Linked DNA regions of Homo sapiens: region 2 is linked to region 1. A link is a loop called in an ENCODE intact Hi-C map of the cell type or tissue named here. Cell type or tissue: CD4-positive, alpha-beta T cell. All regions are shown on one strand.

The links. Peaks named below come from ENCODE experiments on the same cell type or tissue, not always from the same donor. Only the 100,000 strongest peaks of a DNase experiment are listed, where the experiment ranks them.
Region 2: it touches region 1 in a loop (7-fold over the local background); 10 of 110 quality-filtered maps call a loop at or near these places.

What each region holds. Positions count from the first base shown.
Region 1 is chr13:29,359,100-29,367,099 of GRCh38, forward strand. MTUS2 (microtubule associated scaffold protein 2) reads left to right here. Exons shown (of 16, transcript NM_001033602.4): 8 at 163-374. Among named protein-coding and RNA genes, the nearest start is that of MTUS2-AS2, 110 kb to the left of the region's middle. RefSeq lists an enhancer at 3,818-4,037 and a silencer at 3,853-4,147. In CD4-positive, alpha-beta T cell, a CTCF peak has its summit at 4,113 (motif pointing left); a DNase peak (open chromatin) is centred at 4,082.
Region 2 is chr13:29,076,793-29,084,792 of GRCh38, forward strand. The region is part of intron 4 of MTUS2 (microtubule associated scaffold protein 2); the gene reads left to right. Among named protein-coding and RNA genes, the nearest start is that of MTUS2-AS2, 170 kb to the right of the region's middle. In CD4-positive, alpha-beta T cell, no CTCF peak of the experiment used is centred here; a DNase peak (open chromatin) is centred at 4,439; H3K27ac peaks cover 1,058 bases.

The DNA of each region.
Region 1 (8,000 bases):
TTAGTCCCTGACTGTTTTTTCTTTTCAATCCTTAAAAATGACAAACCGTGGGCAATTTCTTCTCTACCACTTGAAGAACTCCTTGTGTAATAAGAAGCCGTTGTCACATGTGTACTGAGTGTTTTTTCACAGGTGACCGGGGTTTGGTTTTCTTTCTCACAGGATACCCAAAGCAGAGGACTGCGGCAGCTCGAAATGGGTTTCCGCCCAAGCCGGACCCGCAGGCCCGTGAGGCTGAGCGGCAGCTGGTGCTGCGGCTGAAGGAGCGGTGTGAGCAGCAGACCAGACAGCTGGGCGTTGCGCAAGGGGAGCTGAAGAGGGCCATCTGCGGCTTTGATGCCCTCGCCGTGGCCACGCAGCATTTCTTTAGAAAGGTGAGGCCCCATTTCGTGAAGGTCCAAGGGCATTTTGGTTGGAGGAGAGTGTGGTGATGGTGACGGTTGTTTGTGTATGTTGCTGTTTTGGGTTTGAGTTTTGATCAGAGTGGAGTTTGGATTTTCAGGAGTTCAGGCAGAATCTCCTGAGGCATCCCATCATCTTTGGGGAGCCACGTTTATCCTTAGGTGTGAAAGAAATACGTCTGGGAAGGATCATTAATAATCTTCATTCCAAAATACGAAATTATGTAAAAAATGAAAGGAAAGGATATACAGGAACATTTTTGAAGGTGGGATCTTTGCAGGAAATGGAGCGTGTGGTAGTTTGCATTTTCGAGGGGAGATGGTCACTTTCCGACATTACTGCTCACATCACAACAAAGGGAGACAGGGCCCCAGTACCGTTCACGTCGGCTGTTGATGGGCAATGGAATGTGCTTGGCCTGGGACTCTTCTCAAGGCCATGCTCACAGTTCCCAGAGCAGCATGGGGTGAGGTTCGGATTCTCCTTGTGCCCTCAATTTTTCTGAAAATGCAGGGAGGTTGGTTTCTCCTCTGCAAATGTCTGGATCTGTGTGTGTATACTGAATCTGTTATTAACCATGGAGCAGATAAGCATCCCAGCCTTTCCCCAGGGAACAGAGGTGGGAGCCTAGTGTCCCACTGCATTTGTTCTCCACCTTGAAGTCACCAAGGTGTGCTTGGGGGAGAAAAAGCATAAACATAAGTGCACATTTTTGAGATGCACATATGGACCTCCTGGTATCTATACATGGGAGGAAGTAAAAGTGCTGTATAAATGCTCTCCAAATAAGAAAGTGAATTAACGAAATATCTGGTCAATTTGAAAAGAAAAGCAGAAGAATGTGAAGTGGCTCCATGTCCCCTGGCAGCTCCTTTTTGGCCTTTTATGACATCCTTCACCTTCCCCTCTACTCCAGTATAGAAGCCTGAGCTGCTCTTTTTTGTTGTTATTATTTTTGTTTGTTTAAAGCTTTCAACAGAAAGAGCCATTTATCAATCTGTTGTGGTATTAAATGACAAGATGAGTAGACAGCCCTGAAATTTCCATTTTACCAATAGTTTCAGCCTCCTCCCCAACCAGAATTTTAACCCCAGCAGAAAATGGCCAATGTGAATTTCATACCTTCCTTTCTGGTCTAGTCACGATGCATGACGTGATCTGGTAAGCTTGCATAAAGTAGCCGAACACCCCCCCCCCCCCGTAAGAATTAAAGTTACAAACACGTCTTCAAGGAGCCCAAGAGGCCTGACTGGCCATGGTCAAGATGAGCATTTTTGTAATTAGGGAAGGTGATTCGTCGTATTTCCCACTGACTGTCAAGTTGTACCTAAAGAGGAAAACAGGGCTGTTCCTTGAAGTTCAGTGACCCTGTTTTAGTCACACTGCCTGCTCTGGGACTCTGCCTTCCAGACATCATCCAAAGAGTCAGAACAAGCCCTTGATAAAGGTTTCATATGATGGACAAAGCAATAGATATTGATATAATATATTGATAATATGTTCCGTGTTTTAGAAGTTGGAACTTTTAGGCCCCACTTTTGGGATCATGGCAGGGGAGAGAGTAACTGCCAAAATTAGGGGTCAGTTCCCTGTAGTTATGCACTTCCATGTTCCAGGAAAATTCCTTGTTGGCCTGCAGACCAGGAGTTTTACTTCTCTGTAGCATGCATGTGGCTCTCAAACCAGAGACCAACAGCGGCTGGCAGGTGATTTGCAGGCATCTCCACTGGACCTCTCTGCTACTACAGCTACACTTGGCATGACATTTCAGCAAGATGGATGGTGGACATGAATTTCATTTTCTTTTCAGTAAATCACAACCAGTAACTCCAAATGGGCTTCAAAAATGACCGTGGCATTTCACCTCCCACACAATGTATTTTTTTCTCTGTCTTTCTGATCTCTACGCTATCTTTCTCTCCAGATAAATGCCAGAAGAAAAAACAGAAGATAAAATGTTTTTTTTTTAAAAAGTTAAAGTCCTAATTGAACATAATCAGTGGCTTTTATGCAGGCCGTCATGCATGCCATGTAGTTTAAGGTGATGGATTTGAGAATTTGCTAGTAATACTGAATTAGACCAGGAGGTGTGACATGGGGTGGAGAACCTGGGAAAATAGAGGCAAAGCAGCCCTGAAACCTTCAACAATGGAGCCCTTTGAAGTTACCAGGTCAGGAGAACCCAAGGTACCCCATGTCACCCTTGTGAGAAACCCATGCATTATTATTGTGAATGAGATCTTGTCTGAGCCAAGCATGCCAGCTTTGAGGAAGCATGACCTGTATAGCCTGAAAATGCATGATCTCTTTGTTCTACCAGTTAGAAGGCCCTGCCAGAATTCCATCCTGTAAGGAATGCACGTGTATCTTTTGTACACTGTAGCATATTTATCTGCACAGCATGCTCTGGTGGAGAGAGGACGCAGTGCTAACCCAGAGTCAGTTCCATCTCTGCCCCTATCCAGTGGTGAGACCTTGAGCAAGTTCCTGCCTCTGTGCACTTCGTCATCATCACTGTAGGAATAACATCCCTGTCCTTGTTCTCTTTCCCCCTGGCTGAGTCATTAACTTTGAATCTCAGTTTTCTCCATTTAAAATAGAATTCATAATAACTCTTCACAAAGTCATTGTGAGAATGTAGTGAATTAATGTGCAAAGATGCTTTATAGAGATGGGTCTCACTATGTTTTCTAGGCTGGTCTCAAACTCCTGGCCTCAAGTGATCCTCCTGCCTCAGCCTCCTAAAGCACTGTGATTACAGGCATGAGCCACCATGCCCAGCTGGCAAAGGCACTTTTTTAACAAATATTCAATCAAACATTCTTTTCTGAGTACAAAGAAATCTGTCAGGATCTACCTCAAGGATTTTACTCTCAAGTGGGAGAAGGTGAAAACACAGTCAAAGCCCTTGAAGAGCTTGGCCTGGAATGTACTTTAAAAATAATTTAAGAAAATAATTTTCAGTGGCCAGGCTCGAGCAGCCTGGCCAACATGGTGAAACCCCATCTCTACCAAAAATAAAAAAAATTAAAAAAATTAGCCGAGTGTGGTGGCACGTGCCTGTGATCCCAACTACTTGGGAGGCTGAGGCAGGAGTATTGCTTGAACCCAGGAGACGGAGGTTGCAGTGAACCGAGATTGCTCCACTGCACTCCAGCCTTGGTGACAGAGGGAGACTCCATCTCAAAATACATTTTTTAAAATGAAAATGAAAATAATTTTCTAGTATAGCTCTTCAGTTGCTGCTATATATTTTTACCTGAATATGCTGATGCCATTAATTTAAATATGTGTTGGAAGTAAGCCTCACCACTAGAGAAAAAGAATTAGAAGCCCAGATAAGAATCTCCCTTTTCTGCCCCATGCTTTATAGCTCCTGGCAGAGTAGCTGTGAAAGTTGTCAGCTCTAACACAGCCTCAGCCCAGCGTCCAGGGATTCTAAGATGCCACACTTAGGTGCCAACAGCAGCCTCACACTTGTGCTGGTTGCAGGCAGCTCTGCCCCTGCAGCAAGGTATGTTCCTCACCACGGGCCAAACAGATCTGCTGTATCCATGCTCCCAGACCCCCAAGTGGTGTAGTAATGAGTGTGACTCTCAGGGACGGACTCGCGCTCCTTAGGGTCAGGTTGAATGGTGTGATGGTGCTTTTGCTGTGTGGTTCCCCGTAATGCTACTCTTTAGCATCCCCTGGTGGCTCTCCCATGAAACAGTCCACAGGATGGTCCTCACCCTGCAGCATGGAGTTTTATACACATTACCTGAGGGTACATGGATTTTCATGTTACTTTTAATAAGATTTATTATACTTATTCAGTATTTTTCATATCTATTCTTGTCTTCTTTGTTAACTTTATGAATGTGATTGTAGATGATGGTTTTGAATTTTTTTACATGTTATTAAATAGTTTAGGCATAAAAGACCTCAAAATGAATATGTCAAGCATTTTTGGACTTTCTAAACTTACTAAAAAATTAATAATTCACCAACCTCCTTCTTCTCAGAGTGTGTATATATTTTAAGGCTTTTATTATTTTACCTTTTATCACAAAAAAAATTTAATATAGAATAGTGGAAAGAATAAAACCCAGATACCCCATAATCCATATTTAACATTTATTAACATTCTGCCATATTTGCTTTATCTGTGTCTTGTTGTTGTTAGTTAGGGGTATGTATATTTTTTATATATTTTGTATATTTGAACTTCAACCTTTCACCTTCAGTTCACATATATTAGTAGACAATCTTTAGCAACTCTGTCTCTACCATATGGGGTGGGTAGGTAGGGAGGATTCAAAAAAGTAAGAGGCAGAACTTTAACAATAGAGCTCTTATTTATTGACCATCTACTATGTCCTGGGCACTTAACAGGCATTATTTTAACCCTCACAACAACCATAGCTGTTGTAGATATCATCCTCATGTGATGCCTGGGGAAACTGAGGTTTGGGGAGATTGCATAGTCCTCTGAAGACAACATAATTAGAAAGTGATGGAGCCAAGATACAAATACAGGCCAGGCCACACCCAACACTCATGTTTTTCCACTATATTATGATGCTACTTCTCCCTCTCTTCACAATCATCAAGGTGCTTTTTATGTATTAAGGGGGGAAACGCACAATTGCAAAACAGGTGAAACAATAATCTAAAAGTTAAACACACAGAAAATGACCTAATGGTTTAAGCTGTTGCCATAAAAAAAATACTATGTGCTCAAGTGGAAGCCTCATCCTTGATAATGGGAAGGAGTCTTGGAAGAGCAGGATGGAGAGAGGAGCAGAATGTGGGGTGAGCAAAGAGGAAGGAAGAGCGTATTGGGACGAGAACACCCGATGCCTGCTGTCTGCAGAGTGCCCCCGCTCCCTGCATATCTTTAAGCCCTTGGTAAATTAGTTAATGACTTCTGAATAGAGATTTAGGCCCTGGGGAACTGTTTTTAAAAGTGCAGTGATTGCTCTAGCATGGATTGCAAACTCCTCATAGTGAAGCTGGCCCCAGCTCACCTTGAGTGCTCCATAACACCTGGTTGATTCATGGGTCAGGACAGGGTGTCTGTTAAAGGGCAGGAGAGAAGAGACAGCAGTAGAACCCCTTTGGAAAATAAAGGCTTGCTAGCTTTATCTGTTTAATGCATTCAGATTTTAAATTCAGGGATTCATCAGAATGAATGTTGCCCTTGAGCTAAAGCAGTAGAGAAGCTATTACGTCCACCAGCCAAAGGACTTCACATTTCAGAGATTTTCCCACTGAGTGGAGCTCTCAGAGCAGTAATTATACCTTATCAGAATTGAAAACATCAAGCTCTTTGTTGCTTCCTAAATCCAAAACATGGTCATTTAAACATAGTGTTTTGTGCCTCTCCCACTTATAAACGATGCTCTGCGATTATCTTCTCTTCCCTTAATTTTATCTTGAATAACCAAAGGCTTAAAGAAAATGTGAGCACTTAAGGTGGCATTTCTGACAGCTATTCAGCACATAACACAGTAGAGAGTGCTAGTGAAGTGGTAAATTCAAGGTAAATTAATGGTTCCTATGGTTGTTGTTCTGAAAGAATATTATGTGTCACAAAAATAAGTGCCCCCACAGTGCTTTGATAAAAGAACCATGAGCGTCTGTATGCTTTTACTCATAGGACTTCAGCTAAAGGAAGTTTTTAGCACAACCCCCAAACATCAAAATATTCCCAATATCAAGGGACAGAATCCTCCAGATATGCCAAGCAGCTCTTTGAAGTAATAAGAACCCTTGGCCTGTGGTGTCAGTTGTGCAAAACATCATGGTCAGTGGAAAATGAAACTCAGAATAGCGAAGTCTTCTCAACATTCATGGAAGATCCTTGATACTGAAGCCTGATAAAACCCACCTCTATTGATGATAATATACATTTCACAATAAGGTGCAATAAGATGAGAACAGATACCTGACCAAGGTGAAAACTAATTGCCCCATTCAGCTCATCTCACTTATGCTTTGTCATCAATACGTTTTTTTGTTTGGGTTTGTGTGTGTGTGTGTGTGTAATTAAATGTCACTTTTTTGAAGGCAGATAGGTGCCATGGGAGAAGAAAGGTGAATTTCAGCTGCTGCTTTGCAGAAGAGGCCTGAGGTTTTCCCCAGATCCTGGTGGGCAGTTGGTTAAACCTGGTCTGTAGTAAAAGTGCGTGCCTTTAAGATATTCTGGGATACAGAATTCAGCATAGCCTTCCTGTAGCCAGAGAGGCCACAGAGCAGATGAGGTATGGAATGTCACCTGGCCATCCCACTCAACCTTTCTAGACCCATGGCCTCTGGCAGATACCAATTCTTCACTTAAATGTCACTGGCGACTTATTTGAAAATAAATGCTGTAAACTCCCCTCCAACTAAACACAAGTCAAAGGAAAGACAATATTCAAAAATCATGACTCTCTAACAAGAGGAGATATGGTTTTCTCAGCCCCAGAACCTCTTCCCTGCGAGAGATGAGTTTATTCACTTTCCTAGACCTCAGTTTTTCTATAAAATGGAGTTACTAAGGGTCCAGTTTCAAGGACAAGACTATAATGAAGGGGCTGTCAGGCCCAGGCTCTGTGATTTAATTCAGTGCCTCTGACTCTGTGGGTTGTTCTATTAGTCCGTTTTCATACTGCTGACAAAGACATACTTGAGACTGGGCAATTTACAAAAGAAAGAGGTTTAATGAACTCACAGTTCCACGTGGCTGGGAAGGCCTCACAATCATGGCAGAAGGTGAAAGGCACATCTCACATGGCGGCAGAGAAGAGAAGAGAACTTGTGCAGGGAAACTCCCCTTTATAAAACCATCAGATCTTGTGAGACTTACTATCACAAGAATGGCATGGGAAAGACCCACCCCCATGATTCAGTTACCTCCCACCAGGTCCCTCCCATAACATGTGGGAATTGTGGAAGCTACAATTCAAGATGAGATTTGGGTGGGGACACAGCCAAACCATATCAAGCGTTATCATTTAAATACCAGAAAATCATCGCCCGCTAGCTCAGTTGGTAGAGCATGACACTTAAGCACCAGAAAGTGCTCTGCCCTTCCTCAGGGGGTAGAGTATGCCTATTGATCCCTGCGGCCCACTCTAAGCATACCTGGTATGGGACCATCACGGTTTTGAAAATATAAGTTAGATTATTCTCTTTGGGAAAAATCATTTAAATAACAAACCTTTGTGGAGCATCTGAATCATGAGTCTGTTTCTAGCATATTATTCCTTGGGGACACCACCAAGTGCAAAGAGAGACAGGGAGAGAGATAGCCCTCCAGTAGTTGCCTGTCAAGGCTGAGCCCTCTCCTTGGTTCCTTTGGCGTCTGGTTTCTAGCAGGAGTTAAGAGACCTGGTGGCTCTTGGAGTACCTTCTTATGTGGGCCTAAAACCAGCACCTCATCTCCTGTAGCAGTTTGTGATGTGAGCCTCCCTCCCTGTGTCTGCATCCCTCTGCCTCCTCCTTAATACACACACACTCTGAATCATCTCCAATTCCAAAGATAGGGAATGGTCCATCCTAATCATTCTGTCTATGGTCCATCCGCTTGGTAAATGGATGACTTGAAAACCACATCTCGGCCCCTGAGTTCC
Region 2 (8,000 bases), 280 kb before region 1:
ACTGGAGAGCCACCATCTTGGAAGTTAGCTCCTGTGCACCTTGACCTATGTTCTATTTTTCCTTTTGGTGGAAAGGTGCTTTTGCAATTACAGTAAGAGTGGCATTAATGATAGCAGCAATAGCAATGCCTATCATTTGTTGGGTGTTTATTATATGTTAGGCAATATGATAAGCATTTTAGATGCAATTTCTTTTCTATCATTGTAATGAATAGATGGTTTTATCCTCATTTTTCATGTGAGAAAACTGAAATTCAAAGAGTTTGAGTCTTTCTTGAGATTATACACTTGCTAGTAATTATACAAAATGCAGATCTGTAATACAGTTCTGAAATGTGCCACTTCTCTTGCTTTGTTTAATTGTGTCTTTCTTTTCTCCTTTGGGAGAGCTGTAGCCCTAATACTACAGAGTTGTGTTTAAAGAGGTTTGTCCCAGTGTGAAGAAAGCTTGATAAAAAACAGCTGCTGTTTGTTTATGTTTCCAAGCAAGGTGAGAGAGGAAGAATTGCTTCTCAGCCATGTGAACAAAGCAAACCACCTCTCTAACAAAGTATCTGTGAAAGGAGAAACTGTAAAAACAACTAGGAAGAACTATGGTAAAATTAAAAAAAAAATGAGCCCAAACAATATATTGCCCTGTACATATAAATGTACCAGAGAAAAACTTCAAATATGAAATTATAAGGAAAACATGGCCCTTGAATAAAAACACTGAATCATTCTGCTTGATGTGTTTTGCTTTCATTTAGTTTTTTCTTCCCATAGCACTTACTCTCACCTCTATTCCGGTCCTGTTACCCACTTTATCTTAGGCTGTGGTTATCAGTGAGCCACAGTGCTCCAGCAGATTGTCAGCCCTGGTAGGGACTACTCCTTCTTTGTTTCTGAATTTTCCAGAACACCTTGTGAAGTGTCTTGACAATGGTAGGCATCTGTGAATGCGTATTGAATTGGATTAATATACATTTACTTTCTTAACTTCTTTACTGGTTGCCTGGAATGTCAAGAACGTTTGACAATGTTGGATGGATCTTTATCAATATAATAGTAAAACTTAAAACGCTATGATTTTAGTTGATTGAGATATTTTTGTAACATTACAGAGTCATTAAAAGGAGAATCAATACAAAAAGGGAAAATGGCAAAACAAACTTAATTCTTCAAGTTTCATCAAAATGAGAATATCTGGTTTTTTCAAAGGATTTATCTTTTAAAAGAAAAATGATATTATTTTGAAAGAACAACACATCTTTTAAAAGTTCAGCAGCAGCACAATCTTTTTTGTTGTTCGAATAGAAATTTTCATCTTTTTTTTGGGCAAAATCTTGTCAGAATATAATGATAAAAATGAAAGAAATGAGTCCACTTCAGCTTCTTTGCATGAGATTTGAATATTTGATCTTAGGTTTTTATTAAAAAATGTTTATTAGCTTCTGGATTTATTTAAATTAATTTCCCTATTAGGATTTTATTCATTTAGAAGAGTCTTTGATCTGCCATACAAAACATTTATTCCACCTGCATGAGAGGAGTGTTTTTGTAGAGGACATACAATAACAGACCAAGTTTTCTATCTGACACAGGCCCTTTGAAAGTGAAGATATTTATATAGATTGGGAAAACAGCCATAGCTCTGTCTTAATGTAAGCCTATTCCTGAGCTGAAGAACTTTTATTTACCATAACAGCTTTGTTGAGATATAATTCGTGTACTATATGCAATTCACAATTTAAAGGATACAATTTAGTGGTTTTTAGTATATTCACAGAATTATGCAAATATCACTGCAATTTTATAACATTTTCACAGTCCCAAAAAGAAAGAAATCTTGTATCCATTAGCAGCCACTCCCTCAAGCCCCAGTTCTGGGAAACCATTAAGCCATTTTGTCTCTATTTTGGGCATTTCGTGTAATGGAATCATATAATATGTGGCCTTTCAAACTTCATCCACATTTCAGCATGTATCAGTACTTCACTCCTTTTTATAGCTGAAAAATATTCCAGTGTATAGGTAATCCACTTTGTTTATCCATTCATCAGTTGAAGTATATTTGCATTCTTTCCAACTTTTGTCTCTTATGAATAATGTCAAATTTATGTGCAAGTTTTATGTAAACATATCTTTTCATTGGAATATACCTAGAAGGAGGATTGCTTGGTCACATTGCACCTCTGTATTTAATCTTCCAAGAAACTGCCAGGCTGTTTTCCAAAGTGGCTGCACTATTTTACATTCCCACCAGCTATATGTGGAGGGCTCCAGTTTCTCCATATCCTCACCAACACTTGTTATTGTCTGTCTTTTTAATTATAGCTGTCCTAATGAGTGTGTCATGGTATCTGATTATGGCATTGATTTGCACTTTTTCTGATGGCTGAAAATGCTGTGCATTTTGTCATGTGTTGCTGGCCAGTTAGTTGTACATGTTCTTGGGGGAGATACCTATTCAATTTATTTGCTAATTTTAAAATTTGGTTATTTTTCTTTTCATTGTTGTGTTGGAATAGGTATTTATACATGTTGGATATTAGACACTTATTTGCAAATATTTTATCCCATTCTTAGGGTTTTTTTCTCTTTTTTGATAGTGTCCTTTGAAGCACAAAAACTTTCAGTTTTGATGAAATTCAACTTACCTAAATTTTTCTTTTGTTACTTATGCTTTTCATGTCATAGCTAAGAAACCATTGGCTAATCTGGTGTCATCAAGATTTATACCTATTTTTCCCCAAGAGTTTTGTAGTTTTTTCACACACCTTGAAGCTTTTAATTCATTTTGAATTTTTAAAATATAGATGAATAGGGGTCTAGCTTTCTTTGGAATAAGTATATTTAACACCATTTGTTGAAAAACCTCTTCTTTATCCAATGAATGGTCTTGGCAACCTTGATGAAATTTAGTTCACCACAAATATTGGGTTTATTTCTGGAATGTTAATTCTGTTCTACTTAGCTATATGTCTATCTTTATGCTAGTACCACACTGTCTTGATTATTGTAGCTTTACACTAAGCTTTGAAATGGGGGAGTATGAGCCCTCCAACTTTGTTCTTATTTTTCAAGATTATTTTGGCTATTCTTTGTCTTTTGAATTTCTATATGAATTTTAGGATTAGCTTGTTAATTTCTGCAGATAAGCCATGTGGCATTTTACATAGGAATTGCATTGAATCGGTAGATCAATTTGGGGAGTATTGCCATCTTAACAATATTAAGACTTCCAATCCATGAACATGGGATGCTTTCTAATTATTTATGTATTCTTAAATTATTTCAACAATATTATATAGTTTTCAGAGTAAAAGATTTATACTTCTTTTGTTAAATTTATACCTGTTGTAGCTGCTCTGTGGACATAGGTGGATTCGTATCTCAATTTTGTTTGGATTCTCATTTAGTATTAGGAAAATATTTAGGTAATTTGAATTTGTAGTAAAGCAAAGTGGAATATTATAGAGTGGCCTTTTTATAAAGTAGTTTGGTATGAGTTAAAATTAATACAGAGGAAAAAAACCCCAAACTACTCTACTTTGGTTCTTACATTAATTGGAACTTTAGCAATGAGGTGATTCCATGGTGTATTAGGGTTATCCAGAGGGACAGAACTAATAGGATAGATGGATATATAAAGGGGAGTTTATTAAGGAGTATTGACTCACACTGTCACAAGGTGAGCTCCCACAATAGGCTGTCTGCAAGCTGAGGAGCAAGGAAGCCAGTCCATATCTCAAAGCTGAAGAACTTGGAGTCTGATGTTCGAGGGCAGGAAGCATCCAGCACAAATGTAGGCTTGGAGGCTAAGCCAGTCTGGTCTTTTCTTCTGTCTGCTTTTAATCTGGCTGCACTGGCAGCTGATGAGATTGTGCCCACCAAGATTGAGGGTGAGTCTGCCTTTCCCAGTCCACTGACTCAAATGTTAATCTCTCTCTCTCTCTTTTTCTTTTTTTGAGACAGAGTTTCACTGTTGTCACCCTGGCTAGAATGCAATGTCACAATCTCAGCTCACTGCAACCTCTGCCTCCTGGGTTCAAGTGATTCCCCTGCCTCAGCCTCCCAAGTAGCTGGGATTACAGGTGCCCACCACTATGCCTAGCTAATTTTTGTATTTTTAGTAGAGATGGGGTTTCACCATGTTGACCAGGGTGGTCTTGAACTCCTGACCTCTGGTGATCCTCCCATCTCAGCCTCTCAAAGTGCTGGATTACAGGCATGAGCCAACGCGCCTGGCCCCAGATGTTAATCTCCTTTGGCAATGCTTTATTACTGACATAAATAAAGCAGGGCAGTCCTCTCAAGCAGATTGAAAATGTCTTGAGAGAGCACTGAAAGGAGATTGGCTTGGAGTTTTTATTGAGGTTAGGGTATAGGGTGGGGCAAGGGTTTCTGTACATAAACAGGAACTTGCCTGGTTTGACTTTCCCACAAGCACCAGAGGAGGGAGCATCTAGGCTTTGTGATCAGTCCAGATGTGGGCCATAAGGGGAAATGAGAGCAGTGAGGCTGAAAAAGATGACAGCTTCAAACATCAAACACAGGAGTCTTACTATTACAATTCACCCTGATGTCTAACTGACGACTAAAACATACTATATATTATTTTATTGAATTTGAGCTTGTTTAGTAAGCCCTTATGGTGCTCTATGAGGCTTATAGCCTGAGGCCAATAAGGAAGACAAACATTCCATTGAATCCCTTGTTCAAGAGCCCAGCATTGTGTGTTCTGGGAAGCAAAACGTTTCTTGTACTATCAGTGTCTGGAACTCCAAAGTGTTAGGTTGGTGCAAAAGTAATTGCAGTTTTTACCATTCAAAGTAATGGCAAAAACTGCAATTACTTTTGCACCAACCTAATAGATAAGGAGTGTCTTGATGAGACCTTATATTGTGGCTTGGGCATGTGTAGAGATATGTGTGACTTTAATTTATATTTTGGGTATCTGTAGGGCGAGAGATTACCAGAGGTTTGGTTATTTTTGTTTTGTTTTGTTTTGTTTTGTTTTTGTTTTTGTTTTACCCCAAGTGTGGCAACCTTGAACGAGAAATTGTTGTGGTCTTTGACTAGACCAGAGTGTCAGACTACTGGCAATGACCCAAGAATATAAAAATATGCAGATGGAATCAACTTTTGGCCGGAGTATCCAGTGTTACACGACTGCCTGAAGTTTGTCCGATTGTGGTGACCCTTGGTTTCAGTTATGGACTGACTGTTTGTGTCTCCCTAAAATTCATATGTTGAAGTTCTAACCCCCAATGTGATAGGAGTTGAGGCTTCAGGAAGCAATTAGTTTTAGATGAGGTCATGAGGATGAAGCCCCCATGGTGGGAGTACAAGAAGAAACACTTGAGTTTCCTCTTCTGCTGTGTGAGGACACAGCAATAAAGCTGCCATCTGCAAGCTAGAAAGAGGGCCTTTACTGGAACCTGACCATGCTGGCACCCTGATATTGGACTTCTAGCCTGCAGCACTGTGAGAAATAAATGTCTGTTGTTTAAGCCACCCAGTCTGTGGCATTTTGTTATGACGGCCTGAGCTGACTAAGATAGGTCCCATCTTGTATCAGCAACATATTGATTAGGGGATGAAAAGTAGCAGCTCTCCAGTGAGCTCCGTCATGCCTGATGGTGATATTTTCATCTGTAAAATGTATGAACTCCCATTGCTGTTGATTAGTTGATTGCAAGTGGCTCCTTACATAGCCAAATCTTAAAGGGGTGACCTCCTCCAGCACTGTGGCATCAGGCAAAGGTCTGAGGAAAGGGGAGGCCCTCCTTTCATCCTCCTACAACTTGGCAAATAGAATATGCGAGAGGGCCCACGTTTGGCCCTGTCCTGTAGCAAAGAGGCCTCAATAGCTATGCCAAGCTTGCAGGGTGCCACTTGTATGACTCAAGGCATAATGGAGACCTGGGTATGGAGGGTCACGGGTTCAGAGAACAGAAGTTTCTCTTCTCAGGAGAGATCAGCACATGGCCAGAATTTGGTATTCTTATATTGTATACAGCAGGGCCAAGGGGGTTCAGTTTCTTGTATCAGAAGTCCAGGGGTAACTTATAGCCATTATAAGTGGTCTAGAGACTCCAGGAAGCATGAGAGGAGGTTACTAAAGCTTTTATAGTGAGGAGTCTCTGAGGGAACTAAAGGAAATGCATGTTGATTGCAGTTTGGACAGATTCTAGAGGCGGTTGTTGGAGGGAAGCCCATTGAAGATGGGCTTCAATAAAAATTTACAAAGGAAGGATATTTTGCTTCCTGAACCCAAAAAAGCCTAAAAGACCCTGGGCTTCCCTTACTATTTTTGGTGCTGATACAATCATTAGCTATTTCTTAAGAGTCAGGGGATGGAGTTCCCTGCAGTTTACCAGGTAATTTTCAGGAATTTAGCATGGTGGCAAGACGTTGTACTATGCACAAGGCAATGGCCCATTTCTCTTCTGTGAACTCCTTGGTGAGTTTTTATTTGTATGTCCTGAACGAGTGTGTCGAATGTCGAATGAATGCCTTCAGAAGAGAATGTCATCAATATAATGTCATGCCTGTACTCTTGGAGAAAGTTGAGTGCAGTTAAGACCTTCCCTGCAAAGGCTTGTGTATGATGGCAAGGCTGTTGGGGTACCCTGTGGGTGGCCACCAGCTAAAGATAGGTTGTATTCCTTTAGAGGTAAAGGAAAGTTTTGACTAAGAAGCTGTTGAAGTGGGAGCTGAATGGAACATATTAGCCAAATCTATAATAGCAAAATACGTTGCAGTTGCTGATTAGATGGAGTCAGTCAATTCAATAATATAATGTCTGGGGGCCTTACTGGGTAGCACTATGGCATTAAGGTTACATAATCCACTGTGTAGTGTCATTCATTCCAAATTTAAGAACAGGCCAAATTGAGTTCTTATATGAAGGAACAATGGAGGCATGTGATGGATTTCAGTACTTGTAAGTTTCTGTTTAAATTTACATTGAGCCATACTAACTGGTTTTACTAGGGGTATGGTCCATGGGGTCTCATTTTGCCAAGCCAATTTTGTATATGTCAAATTCTTAATTATATTTAAATGTATTGATCATTAGGCCAGAGTGTCCATGCTCACTATGGGATATTTTAGGACAATGAATGCTATGATACTGGAAAATTTAGACAATAATTCCTGCAGTTAAGGTGAAACATACTTATGTGCCCTCTATTTTTTGTTCAGTAACTCCCCTAAGATTATAGCATGTTAATCTGTAAATGAAAGACTTATAAATTAGATCTATATTATAGATTATAATTATAGGGGGTAATTTGTTTAAATTTAATGAGATCCCAGGAATAAATGTAGTTTGAGCCTCAGTGTTAAGGCCATGAAGATTTGCCTGTTGGTGCATTCAAATTGTGTTAAAGTTAATTCAGAACCTATGTTGCAGAAGTACAAAAGCCAGTTAGTGCCCTTTTAAATCTTACGTTGTATAAATTCTTTTAGTAAATTTTGGATTTCAAATTGGGTCCAACTGTGGGCCTCTGTTTCACTTTTTTGTTTCCTGTCTCATATCTGGTTGCTTTCTCCATCTCTTTCTTCTTCCCTCCACCCTCCTTAAAAAAAAAAACAAAACAACTGTTGTTGTTACTGAGCATTCTCTCTACTTTGCTTAGATTTATAAGTTCCATCCTCCAGAGAAGTTCAAATCAGTATTGTCAGGGTTAGGGGCTCCTCCATGCAATGGTCTCTTTCTCTTTTTCCTTTCCCCTCCCCTCCCCTCTCCCCCCCTTCTTTTCTTCTTTCCTTTTTTGATGGAACCTTGCTCTGTCGCCCAGGCTGGAGTGCAGTGATGCAATCTCAGCTCACTGCAACTTCTGCCTCCTGGGTTCAAGCGATTCTCCTGTTTCAGCCTCCCTAGGAGCTGGGACTGTAGGTGCATGACACCACACCCAGGTAATTTTTGTATTTTTAGTAGAGGTGGGGTTTCACCATGTTGGCCAGGCTGGTCTTGAACTCCTGACCTCAGGTGATCCACCCCCCCCCCT